Linked DNA regions of Homo sapiens: region 1 is linked to region 2. The links are chromatin contacts, found by Hi-C or POLR2A ChIA-PET in ENCODE. All regions are on one chromosome and are shown on one strand. The core of a region is the stretch at or near the end of the contact, and the rest is flanking DNA. Distances in the headings are between cores, read along the strand shown.

Region 1 (5,925 bases), core at 744-3,243, 240 kb after region 2:
CCCTGTTCTCTCTGTCCCCTTCCCCTGCTTAATTTTTCTTGGAACCACTTGTCATTCCTGTCATTGTTCCACCTATGCGTTTGGTTTCTTGTTTTCTTTTTTTGGGGTGGAGTCTTGCTCTGACTCCCAGGCTGGAGTGGAGTGGCGATCTTGGCTCACTGCAACCTCTGCTTCCCGGGTTCAAGCGATTCTCCTGCCTCAGCCTCCCAAGTAGCTGGGATTACAGGCGCACGTCAACATGCCCGTATATTTTTGTATTTTTAGTAGAGACGAGGTTTCACTATGTTGGCCAGGCTGATCTCGAACTGCTGACTTCAGGTGATCTGCCAGCCTTGGCCTCCCAAAGTGCTGTGATTACAGGCATGAGCCACCGCACCCGGCCTATTTGTTTGATTTCTCTTTCTGTCTCCCCCCACTAGAAGGGGAATGCCCCATGGTAGGGCGGTGCCCCTGGCTGTAGCGCAGTCCCTTGCATGGTGCCTGGCATGCGATAGGTAATCGGGGCACCCATCTCCCTCTCGGGATGCACTCATTGATGTACTTGTCAATCACTGAGCAAGACCCACTCAGCAATGTCTGCTGAGCCTGCTCTGTGCCAGGCTCTGACCTGAACTGCCACCCTTCTGGAGTCAAACAGGCCTGGTTGCCACCAAGAGGAGTTAGGCCTGGCAGAGGAGACAAGCATTAGTCTCACAACAGAAGGAAGTAGGCCGGACGTGGTGGCTCATGCTTGTAATCCCAGCACTTTGGAAGGCCGAGGTGGGCAGATCATCTGAGGCTGGGAGGTGGAGGTTGCAGTGAGCCAAGATCACGCCGCTGTACTCCAGCTTGGGTGAAAGAGCGAGACTCCATCTCAAAAAATAAATAAATAAATAAATAAATAAAAAGGAAGTGGAGACTTTCATTGAGATCAGTATCAAAGGGCACGAGGTGGCAGGGCATGGTGGCTCACGCCCATAGACCCAGCACTTTGGGAGGCTGAGGTGGGAGGATTGCTTGAGCCCAGGAGTTTGATACCAGCCTGGGCAATATAGTGAGACCTCATGTCAACAAAAACAGACAAAACAAAAAAAACAGGGGAGGGAGGGCTACAGGAGGGTGGGATGAGGACTGGCCACAGTTGGAGGCCAGGCCCTTCCTGGGGATCCCAGCGGTTGTTACTCTTTAAGAAGGACCTGGCCTGGTGTGGTGGCTCACGCCTGTGATCCCAGCACTTTGGGAGGTTGAGGCGGGTGGATCACTTGAGGTCAGGAGTTGAAGACCATCCTGGCCAACATGGCAAAACCCCATCTCTATGAAAAATACAAAAAAAAGTTAGTTAGCTGGGCGTGGTGGTGGGTGCCTGTAATCCCAGCTACTTGGGAGGCTAAGGCAGGAGAAGTGCCTGAACCCAGGAGGCAGAGGTTGCTGTGAGCTGAGATCGCACCGTTGCACTCCAGCCTGGGCAACAAGAGCAAAACTCCATCGCAAAAAAAAAAAAAAAAGGCTGGGCTCAGTGACTCACGCCTGTAATCCCAGCACTTTGGGAGGCCGAGGTGGGCGGATCACGAGGTCAGGAGATTGAGACCATCCTGGCTAACACGGTGAAACCCCGTCTCTACTAAAAATACAAAAGATTAGCGGGGCGTGGTAGCGGGCGCCTGTACTGTAGTCCCAGCTACTCAGGAGGCTGAGGCAGGAGAATGGCTTGAATCCTGGAGGAGGAGCTTGCAGTGAGCCGAGATCACGCCACTGCACTCCAGCCTGGGCGACAGAGCGAGACTCCGTCTCAAAAATAAATAAATAAATAAAAGAAGGACGTGTTCCCTTGTTCTTCTATGGGGACATGGGGAACTCCTGTACTGTTTTATTTTCCTGAAATATTTTTATTGAAATATAATTCACATACCATAATACCTAATCCTTTTGAAATATACTATTCAGTGGATTTTAGTATATTCACAGTTGTGTAACCAGCACCACTATCTGATTTTGTAGCACTTTCATTTCCCCTAAACCCATACATATGAAGCAGTTCCTCCCTCCCCCAGCACCTGGAAGCCACTAATGTCCTTTCTGTCTGTGAATTTGCCAATTTTGGATATTTCCTATAAATGGAATCTTACAGTATATGGCCTTTTGTGTGTGGCTTTGTTTATTTAGCATCATGTTTTCAAGATTCATCCATGCTGGTTGGGTGCAGTGGCGCACGCCTGTAATCCCAGCATTTGGGAGGCTGAGGCGGGCAGATCACTTGAGGGCAGGAATTGATGAGACCAGCCTGCCCAACATGGTGAAACCCCTTCTCTACTAAAAATACAAAAATTAGCTGGGTGTAGTGGCACATGCCTGTAATTCCAGCTACTCTGGGTGGCTGAGGCACGAGAATCTCTTGAACCTGGGGGGCAAGGTTGCAGTGAGCCGAGATCACTCCACTGCACTCTAGCCTGGGCAACAGAGCAAGACTCTCTCTCTCTCTCAAAAAAAAAAAAAAAAAAAAAAAAAAGAATTCACCAATGAAGCCACCTGGGCCTGGACTTTTCTTTGTGGGACGTTTTTTGAATACTAATTAAATTTCTTGTACATCTATTGAGTTTTTCTGTGTCTTCTTGAGTCAGTTTCAGTAATTTGGGTCTTTCTAGGAATTTGTCCATTTCATCTAGGGTGTATTTAATTTGTTAGAATAGTATTCCCTTATCATCTTTTTTATTTCTGAAAGGTTGGTAGTGATGTCTCCTCTTTATTTCTGATTTTTGTAATTTGAGTCTTATCTCTTTTTCTCTTGGTTAATCTAGCTAAAGGTTTGTCAGTTTGGTTGATCTATTCAAAGAGCAAATTGTGGTGGTGTTAACTTCTCTCTCCATTTTTTTAGTCTCTTTATTTCTTCTCTAATTATTTCCTTCTTTTCTCTTTGGATTTGGTTTACCCTCCTTTTCTGAGGTTCTTGAAGTGGAAGATTATTGAAATCTGAAAGTATTTGAAATCTTTCTCTTTTTTTTGTTTTTTTTTTTTGAGACGGAGTCTCGCTCTGTCGCCCAGGCTGGAGTGCAGTGGCACGATCTTGGCTCACTGCAAGCTCCGCCTCCCAGGTTCACGCCATCCTCGTGCCTCAGCCTCCTGAGTAGCTGGGACTACAGGCACCCACCACCATGCCTGGCTAATTTTTGTATTTTTGGTGGAGACGGGGTTTCACCATGTTGGTGAGGCTGGTCTCAAACTCCTGACCTCAGGTGATCCACCCACCTCGGCCTCTTAAAAGTGTGGGGATTACAGGCGTAAGCCACCGCGCCCGGCCAAAATCTTCCTTCTTTTTAAATACAGTTGCTTACATCTATGAATTTCCCTGTAAACCTGCTTTAGCTGCATCCATAAGTTTTGATATGTTGTGTTTTCATTTTCATTTATCTCAGCATATCTTCTCATTTCTCTTATGATTTCTTCTTTGATACATAGGTTATTTAGCAGTATGTTCATTTCTATATATTTGAGAATTTCTGAAAAACATCTTTCTTGTGTTCATTTCTAACTTCATTTCACTGTGGTTGGAGGAACTACTTTGTATGATTTCAATCTCTTTAAAATTATTGAGTCATGTTTTATGGCTTGGCCTCGAATACGGTGTGTCCTGGAGAATGTTCCATATGCACATGATAAGAATGTGTATTTTACTCTTGGGTGGAGTGTTCTGTACACATCTGTCAGGTCTTATTGGTTTCGTATTTTCTATTTCCTTGTTATCTTTTATTTGGTTGTTCCATCCATTATTATTATTTTTCTTGCCTGATACCAATGCTGATATCCATCCATGATTGAAAGTGGGGTATTGAAGTCTCCAACTTTCTTTCTTTCTTTTTTCTTTTCTTTTTGGAGACACGGTCTTGCTCTGTCTCCCAGGCTGGAAACGTGGTGGCATGATCATAGCTCACTGTAGCTTCTGTCTCCTGGGCTCACATGATCCTCCCACCTCTGCCTCCCGAGTAGCTGGGACCACAGGCGTGTGCCACACCCGACTAATTTTTGTATTTTTTCTAGAGGTAGGGTCTTGCTATATTGACCAGGCTGGCCTTGAACTCTTGGGCTCAAGTGATCCTCTCATCTTGGCCTCCCAAAGTGCTGAGATTACAGGCATGAGCCACTGTGCTCAGCCCCAAATTGGCCAATATTTCTTTCTTTTTTTTTTTTTTTTGAGACAGAGTCTTGCTCTGTCGCCCAGGCTGGAGTGCAGTGGCGCGATCTTGGCTCACTGCAAGCTCCGCCTCCCGGGTTCACGCCATTCTCCTGCCTCAGCCTCCCAAGTAGCTGGGAGTACAGGTGTCCGCCACCATGCCCGGCTAATTTTTTTTGTATTTTTAGTAGAGACGGGGTTTCACCGTGTTAGCCAGGATGGTCTCTATCTCCTGACCTTGTGATCCACCCGCCTCTGCCTCCCAAAGTGCTGGGATTACAGGCGTGAGCCACCACGCCTGGCCAATATTTCTTTTGTTCTGTGCTTTTTCCTTCCTCCCTCCCTTCCTCTTTACCTTCCTCTTTACCTTCCTCTTTCCCTCCCTCCCTTCTTTCCTTCCTTCCTTCCTTTTTGTTCTTGTTCTTTTCTTTTTCCTCTACCCTTCTTTCTTTTCCTTCTTTCTTTTTTTCTTTCTTTGTTTTTGCTTGATTGCAGCATCATGAGAGAGTCCTGTGCTTTTTTATAGCTGCAAGTATTCCTGGGTCGAGCCTACTCCCACTAACACTGATCACTCTCCCCCTTGAATTTTTAGGTTATTTCTAGTTTTTCCCCTCCTGCCAGAGACTTGGGGGTCCGCAGGCTTGTGTGTCTGCTATGCTCAGGGTGGATACCCTGCAAGGGAGTGCCATGTTGCATCAGAAGTGGATTTAGAGTGATGTTGCCAGGCCCACCAGGAAAGGCTGTGCCAAGGCTCTTTGCTGGGGTGCCAAGAAGAAGGGTCTGTGCCTGTTGTGGTGCCAGGCATTGACATCCTTCACTCCCACCCCCGTCACCCTCATGAACTAGTGAACTAGTCCTGTGGAATAGGGCCTTATGCGTGCTAGACCCTGGGTTTGTCCTGCTGACAACCCCATAGTGTAGGTGCTGTTATCCCAATTTCATAGAGAAACTGAGGGCTGGGGAAGTGGCAGCCTTCATTCAGTTCCTGCCGTGAGGCTGTGGCTGAGCTGCCAGGCTGCAGAGTCTTCACCCAATGATCTTGCTCAGTTGTCCCCATGAGGAAGCTGAGCCTGGCCTTCCTGTCTCTGGAGTCCAAGGTTTCCTTTCCTTGTGTGCCCCTGGAAGTGCTGTGTGGTGACCGGGATGGTGCCTGGCAGATGGAGATTAGACGCAGGTTGGATTGGTGCCTCATTGGTCAGGAGGGCTGCTCTTAGCTGTGTGCCAATAGACCGGATGACTTAATCTCTCTATCCTTGGTTTCCCCATCTGCAAAACAGGGTTGGCCAGAGCCCTGTGAAGGTGGAAGAAGGCCCTGTGTGCCTGGAGCTTTGTGCAGTGCCCTGGAGATGCTAGCTTGTTTTTCTTTCTTTTTTTTTTTTTTTTTTGAGACAGAGTCTCCCTCTGTCATGCAGGTTGTGGTGCAGTGGCTCAGTCTCCGCTGACTGCAGCCTCAACCTCCTGGGCTCAAGTGATCCTCCCACCTCAGCCTCTCAAGTAGCTGGGACCACAGGCGTGTGCCACCACGCCCGGCTAATTTTTTGTAGAGGCGAGGTTTCATCATGTTGCCCAGGCTGGTCTTGAACTCCTGAGCTCAGGTGTTCCGCCTGCCATGGCCTCCCAAAATACTAGGATTACAGGTGTGAGCCACCACGCCCGGCCGTGATGCCAGCTTCTTTTGCCGTGCAGCTAGCATTTGCTGAACACCTGCTGTGTGCCAGATAGTGTGCTGGAGGCAGGGCAGTGAACAAGACAGACGAGATCCCTGTCCTGTGGAGCTGATG
Region 2 (6,904 bases), core at 807-3,306:
CGATCTTGGCTCACTGCAACCTCTGCCTCCCGAGTTCAAGATATTCTCGACCGGGCGTGGTGGCTCACGCCTGTAATCCCAGCACTTTGGGAGGCCGAGGCAGGCGGATCACAAGGTCAGAAGATCGAGACCATCCTGGCTAACATGGTGAAACCCCATCTCTACTAAAAATACAAAAAAATTAGCCGGGTGTGGCGGCGGGCGCCTGTAGTCCCAGCTACATGGGAGGCTGAGGCGGGAGAAAGGCGTGAACCCAGGAAGCAGAGCTTGCAGTGAGCCGAGATCGCACCACTGCATTCCAGCCTGGGTGACAGAACAAGACTCCATCTCAAATAAAACAAAAAAAAGATATTCTCATACTTCGGCCTCCTGAGTAGCTGGGATTACAGGCACCAGCCACCACGATGGGCTAATTTTTTGTATTTTTAGTAGAGATGGGATTTCACCATGTTGGCCAGGGTGGTCTCAACCTCCTGGCCTCAAGTGATCCCCCTCCTCGACCTCCCAAAATGCTGGGATTACAGGCATAGGCTGCTGTGCCCAGACGTGAGTTACGTTTCAAAAGGAGTGGGGGATCTCCAAGTGGCTCCCCACAAGTGGATCTGCAAGTTCTCACTCCCCTCTTTCTGGGACTCAACTCAAAGTCTCCTCTTCCCTGTTTTATTGTCATCACTGCGCTTGTCAGGAACTGAAATGACCTCCTTTGCTTGTCTGTTGATCGACTGTCTCTCGTCCCCGGCCCCAGCGCCTCAAATGGCAGGGAGACCTATGTAGGTCGGCGTCGGGCCAACCCTCTCCTGTGCCTCTCGCCTGGGGCCTGGCACTGCGCAGGGGTCAATAAACGGGTGGTTGGCTAACTGCCCTGCCACCGTGCCTGCCAGAGCGGCCTCCTCCACCCTCCCTGGGTGCCACTCGGCCCCCACTCTGGTGCCAAGGCCCTGGGTTTGCCTCTTGGTCTTTGGCCAATCGGTCAACAATGCCCCTTGGGCACCGGGCACTTCCCCCACCCTACAAAGCGGCAAGTGGGCGACTGCGCATGCCCCTCCTGAGCCTCCACCAGGCCCAGTGAGGCGAGGAAGTGACCCCACCGCGGCCTCTCGGCTGCCAACCCCAGAACGCAGATCGAGCCCCTCAACGCCTCGGAGCCCCCGGGCCTCCTTCTGCGCAGCGCCTCCTGGTTCTCTCGCTCGGTTTCCGCCGCTCCCGGGCCACCCCAAGAGTTGCGCCGTCCAACAAAAATATCCACCCAGGTCGCGCCCTCCTGGCCCTCCGAGTCCTGGCGGGGAACTCGGAGGCGCCCTGGGCCGTGGCGCCCGTTTTCCTGGTCTCCGGGCACGGCCGCAGGGGCGCTCGCGGCCCGCGATGCCCGCAGCCCGGGCACATCCCGCCTCACTCACCCCGCCATGGCCGCGCTCCGGCTCCGCCTCCACCGCCCGAGCCCCGGCGCCTCCATCGCTGCGCGTGGGGGAGGCGCGGAGCGCGCGCAGGTCACCATGACTAAGCAGAGCCGGGCGCCCGCCGTGTCACAATAAAAGTCCCCGGGCCCTGGCCTCAGGCGGTAGGGACCGCTGAGGGGCCGCTCCCCACCCCCGCCCACGCCTGCTGTCGCCCAGCTGCGCGGCCACCACGGCGCCCAGCATGGCGGCGGGGCGGGGGCACGCGACCCTGAGCGCGCTTAGCCGCGTGGTCCGAGTCGCGGGGAGTCTGAACCCCGAGTTCCAGGCCTGCGCGCCCCGGCCCGCACCAGGGGTGGGGTGGACACCCCTCCCCGTCGCTGCTGCCCAAGCGCTCACCTCAGCCCCCAGGTCGCCTCCGTAGGGGGTCCCTCGGGGTGGGGATGGCCGGGGCGCGCAGGGGCTCCGGGCACAGTGATGCCACCCGCGCACTGCGCTTCCGGGAAGCCGGGGGACCGCGACCCAGTCCAGGAGATTCCTGCCTTACCTTGGCTGTAGGGGACCCGCGGGCGCCTCCGCCGTCGGGGGGCCTCGGCTCCAGGGCTGCGTGGCCTGCGGGGTCTTGGTTGTCGGTTGGGGAGCGGCCTCGGGACGCCCGAAAAGGAGGCGGGGAGAGGGCGGAAAGGGCGCGGCGGGAAAGGAGCGGCGATTCTCCCGCCCTTCCCGCAGGTGCCCGGCGCCCGTCGGCGAGGAGTGGGGCATCGGGCGGGGGCGCACAGCCAGGCCCCCCTTCTCACTGTCCCTTCCATCTCCCGATTTCGTTGCTGGATGTCTCCTCGCGGGGCTGCGCGCCACCATCTGCTATTCTCCTTTTAACAACGCACAGCGCCGGCCTCGTGGTCCGGCGGCCGCAGGATCTAGGGAAAATTATCTACCTCGCTAGGTTTTCTTTTCTTTTCTTTTCTTTCTTTCTTTCTTTTTTTTTTTCCTTTAGAGACAAGGTCTCGCTCTGATCTGCACGCCCAGGCTGGAGTGCAGTGGCGCAATCGCGGCTCACTGCAGCCTTGAGCTCCTGGCCTCAAGCGATCCTCCCACCTCAGCCTCCTGAGTAGCTGGGACCACAGACAGGCGCCACCACACCCGGCTAATTTTTAGTTTTTGTTTGTTTGTTTGTTTTTCTGTAGAGATGGGGTCTCGCAATGTTGCCCAGGCTGGTCTTGAACACCTGGGTTTAAGAGATCCTGACTCCATTGGCCTCCCAAAGTTCTGGGATTATAGGTGTGAGGCGCTGTGCCCAGGCCTCAGGTTTTCCTTGTCTTTTTTTTTTTTTTTTTTTTTTAATTGAGACAGAGTCTCTCACTGTCACCTGGGCTGGAGTGCAGTAGCTCGATCTTGGCTCACTGCAACCTCCGCCTCCCGGGTTCAAAAAATTCTGCCTCAGCCTCCCGAGTAGCTGGGATTACAGGCGCCCGCCATCATACCCAGCTAATTTTTTGTATTTTTAGTACAGATGGGGTTTCACCATGTTGGCCAGGATGGTCTCAAACCCCTGACCTCATGATCCGCCCGCCTCGGCCTCCCAAAGTGTTGGGATTACAGGCGTGAGCCACCGCGCCCGGCCTTCCTTGTCTTTATTTTTGATTTACTTCCTATCAAGAGGCGTGTGGCACCCGTCTTTGGGGGGTTCAAACCCTGGATCTGCCTCTTACCAGCTCAGTGCCCGTGGGCGCTTACTTAGTTCTCTATGGTTCAGTTTCCTCTCTATAAAAAGTAATAATATAATAGCACCTACCTACCAGATTATCATTAAGACTAAATGCGGGGCCGGGCGCGGTGACTCACACCTGTAATCCCAGCATTTTGGGAGGCCGAGGCAGGCGGATCACGAGGTCGGGAGATCGAGACCATCCTGGCTAACATGATAAAACCCCGTCTCTACTAAAAATACAAAAAATTAGCCGGGCGTGGTGGCGGGCGCCTGTAGTCCCAGGTACACAGGAGGCTGAGGCAGGAGAATGGCGTGAACCCGGGAGGCGGAGCGTGCAGTGAGCCAAGATCACCGCACTGCACTCCAGCCTGCGCCACAGAGCGAGGCTCTGACTCAAAAAAATAAATAAGTAAATAAAAAATAAAAATATTAAATGCGAATGCTGGCTCCCAAGAGACAGAAACCATTGCTATTTTTCATGACTGGGGATACTGATTTGTCATGCACACCGTTTATCATGTAACGTTAACTTTTAAATAAATGTATGTAAGTTTATTTTAAAGAATTCATCTAGGCTGGGTGCGGTGGCTCACATCTGTAATCCCAGCACTTTGGGAGCCGAGGTGGGTGGATCACGAGATCAGGAGTTCAAGACCAGCCTGGCCAACATGGTGAAACCCCCATCTCTACTAAAAATACAAAAATTAACCGGGCGTGGTGGCGGGCGCCTGTAATCCCCAGCTACTCGGGAGGCTGAGGCAGAGAATTGCTTGAACCCGGGAGGCAGAGGTTGCAGTGAGCAGAGATCGCGCCACCACACTCCAGCCTGTGCAACAGAGTGAGACTCTGTCTCAAAAAAAAAAAAAAAAAAAGAAAAAAAAAGAATTCATCTAAATTTCATCCAAATTATAATTATTTTTAAAAGATAGAGAGGCCAGGCGCAGTGGCTCATGCTTGTAATCCTAGCACTTTGGTAGGCCAAGACGGGTGGATCACCTGAGGTTAGGAGTTCGAGACCGGCCTGACCAATATGGTGAGACCGCCGTCTCTACTAAATACAAAAAATTAACCGGGTGTGGTGGTGGGTAAGTGAAGGTTGCAGTGAGCCGAAATCCTGCCATTGCACTCCAGCCTGAGCAACAGCGCGAGACTACGTCTCGAAAGGAAAAGAAAAAAAAAAAAGATAGATGGGATTTCGCCATGTAAGTGAATAATAAATGGAAACTCTAGGCCCCTGGAGCCTCCAGGGTGAATTTGAAAGATTGAACGTCCTGGCTCAGGGTCTGGAAGGAATCACGTGTAGGGCTACGTTGGAGTTACCCCGCTACCCCAAATCCTTGTTGCGTGTAGATGCAGTTCCAGACAGCTCCTCAGGGGGGCGGCCTAGATAGTCCGTGAACACGCTGAGTGGCCGAGGTTGTAACCAGCGCCTTCCTGGCACGTTGCAGAAAACAACCTCTCTAATATCTCTCAAAATCAAACCTACAGGTCCAGTGAGCCAGGTGCTTGTAGAGATTTATCCAAGGTGCACTCGCACACATACAGGAGGAAGCATGTGCACACATTCATTGCATTATAATGCATATCATGGCAAAAGGACTGGATCCCATTCACATGTCCCTCTGTAGAGCCCTGGCTTAATCAGTGGTGGCACATCCTTGCTAAGAAATACTATGCAGCCAGTTAAAAGGAGCAGTACATTTACTGTATGGATATGTACCTAGATCTTCTATTTTTTCTTTTCTCTTTTTCTTTTTCGATTTTCATTTATTTATTTATTTATTTATTTATTTATTTTTGAGACGGAGTCTCGCACTGTCACCCGGGTTGGTGTGCAGTGGTGTGATCTTGGCTTGCTGCAACCTCTGCATCCCGGGTTCAAGCGATTCTTCTACCTCAGCCTCCCAAGTAGCTAGGATTACAGGTGCCTGCCACCATACCCAGCTAATTTTTTGTATTTTTAGTACAGACAGCGTTTCATCATGTTGGTCAGGCTGGTCTTGAACTCCTGACCTCGTGATCCTCCCGCCTCGTCTTCCCAAAGTGCTGGGATTACCGACGTGAGCCACTGCACCCAGACTCTTTTTTTATTTTATTTATTTATTTTTCTTTTTTTGAGACAAGGTCTTGCTCTGTCACCCAGGCTGGAGTGCGGTGGCACAATCATAGCTCACTTCAGCCTTGACCTCCTGAGATCAAGTGATCCTGCTGCCCCAGCCTCCCAAGTAGCTGGGACTACAGTCACTCACTACCACACCCAGCTAACTTCCCCCCACCCTTTTTTTCTTTCTTTTGTAGAGCTGGGGCTTCACCATGTTGCCCAGGCTGATCTCGAACTCCTGGGCTCGACGGATCCTCCCTACTTGGTCTCCCAGAGTTCTGGGATTACAGGTGTAAGCCACCACGCCCCACCTCTTTTTTTTTTTTTTTTTTTTTAACAGGGTCTTGCTGTCACCCAGGATGGCGTGCAGCAGTGCAATCATGGCTCACTGCAGCCTCGAACTCCTGGCTCAAGCCATCCTCCTGCCTCAGCCTCCCAAGTAGCTGGGACCACAGGTGTATGCCACCACACTTGGCTAAGTTATTTCTTTTTTGTAGAGATGGTGTCTCACTATGTTGCCCAGGTTGGTCTCAAACTCCTGGGCTCAAGTGATCCTCCTGCTTCAGCCCTGCAAAGTGCTGAGATTACAGGCATAAGTCACTGTACCTGACCAGGCCTCTATTTTTTTAATGTAAAAAAAGAGCCAGGCCCAGTGGCTTACGCCTGTCATCCCAGCACTTTGGGGGGCCGAGGCGGGCAGATCACCTGAGGTCAGGTGTTCGAGACCAGCCTGACCAACACAGTGAAACCTCGTCTCTACTAAAAATACAAAATAAGCCAGGTGTAGTGGCGCATACCTGTAATCCCAGCTACTCAGGAGGCTGAGGCAGGAGAATCACTTGAACCCCGGAGGTGGAGGTTGTGGTGAGCTGAGATCGTGCCACTGCACTCCAGCCTGTGCAACAAGAGCAAAACTGCATCTCAAAAAAAGAAGTGCTATGGACCAAATTATGCACCCGTACCCCCTTTTCGTGTGTTGCAGCCCTAACCCTCAATGGAATGGTATTTGGAGATGGGGCCTTTGGGAAGCGATTAGGTCTAGATGAGGTCATGAAGGTGGGAACCTCATGATGGGATTAGTGTCTTTATAGGAAGAGCACACCAGAAAGTGTTCTCTCTTTCTTTTTTCTTTTCTTTTTTTTTTTTTTTTTTTTTTTTGAGACAGGCTGGAATGCAGTGGTGCCATCTCCACTCACTACAACCTCCGCCTTACAGGTTCAAGCAATTCTCCTGCCTCAGCCTCCTGAGTAGCTGGAGTTACAGATGTGTGCCACCACACCCAGCTGATTTTTGTATTTTTAGTAGAGATGGGGTTTCACCATGTTGGCCAGGCTGATCTTGAACTCCTGGCCTCAGTTGATCCACCTGCCTCAGTCTCCCAAAGTGTTGGGATTATAGTCATGAGCTACCTCGCCCGACCTGCTCTCTGTTTCTTTCCCCAACATGTGGGAACACAGTGAGAAAGCGGCTGTCTGCAAGCTCAGAAGAGAGTCCTCACTAGAACACAACCATGCTGACATTCTCTTTTTTTGAGACCATGTCTCGCCCTGTCGCCCAGGCTGGAGTGCAGTGGAGTGATCTCCGCTCACTGCAACCCCTGACTCCTGGGTTCAAGCGATTCTTCTGCCCCAGCCTCCGGAGTAGCTGGGATTACATGCGCATGCCGCCACACCCAGGTAATTTTTTGTATCTTTAGTAGCA

What was found. A loop is a pair of places that touch in the nucleus more often than their neighbours do. ChIA-PET counts read pairs that join two places held with the same protein, here RNA polymerase II (POLR2A). Pooled maps may share reads with other maps.
Region 1: a pooled map shows a loop between it and region 2 (12-fold over the local background). The contact joins the enhancer-like site here to the promoter of KEAP1 in region 2. A Hi-C loop is called at or near these places in 3 of 50 pooled maps. POLR2A ChIA-PET finds 5 or more read pairs at or near these places in 5 of 52 experiments (GM12878, H1, Panc1 and 2 more).

What each region holds. Positions count from the first base shown.
Region 1 is chr19:10,737,403-10,743,327 of GRCh38, forward strand. The region is part of intron 1 of DNM2 (dynamin 2); the gene reads left to right. Among named protein-coding and RNA genes, the nearest start is that of MIR638, 22 kb to the left of the region's middle. RefSeq lists a silencer at 1,539-1,608. Within about 2 kb of position 1,994, at least 5 of the 41 ENCODE cell types and tissues checked have a DNase peak (open chromatin) inside an H3K27ac peak, as active enhancers do.
Region 2 is chr19:10,501,300-10,508,203 of GRCh38, forward strand. It overlaps KEAP1 (kelch like ECH associated protein 1), which reads right to left and starts at 2,057. Exons shown (of 6, transcript NM_203500.2): 1 at 1,942-2,057. RefSeq lists enhancers at 543-792, 769-1,324 and silencers at 1,163-1,442, 1,453-2,072.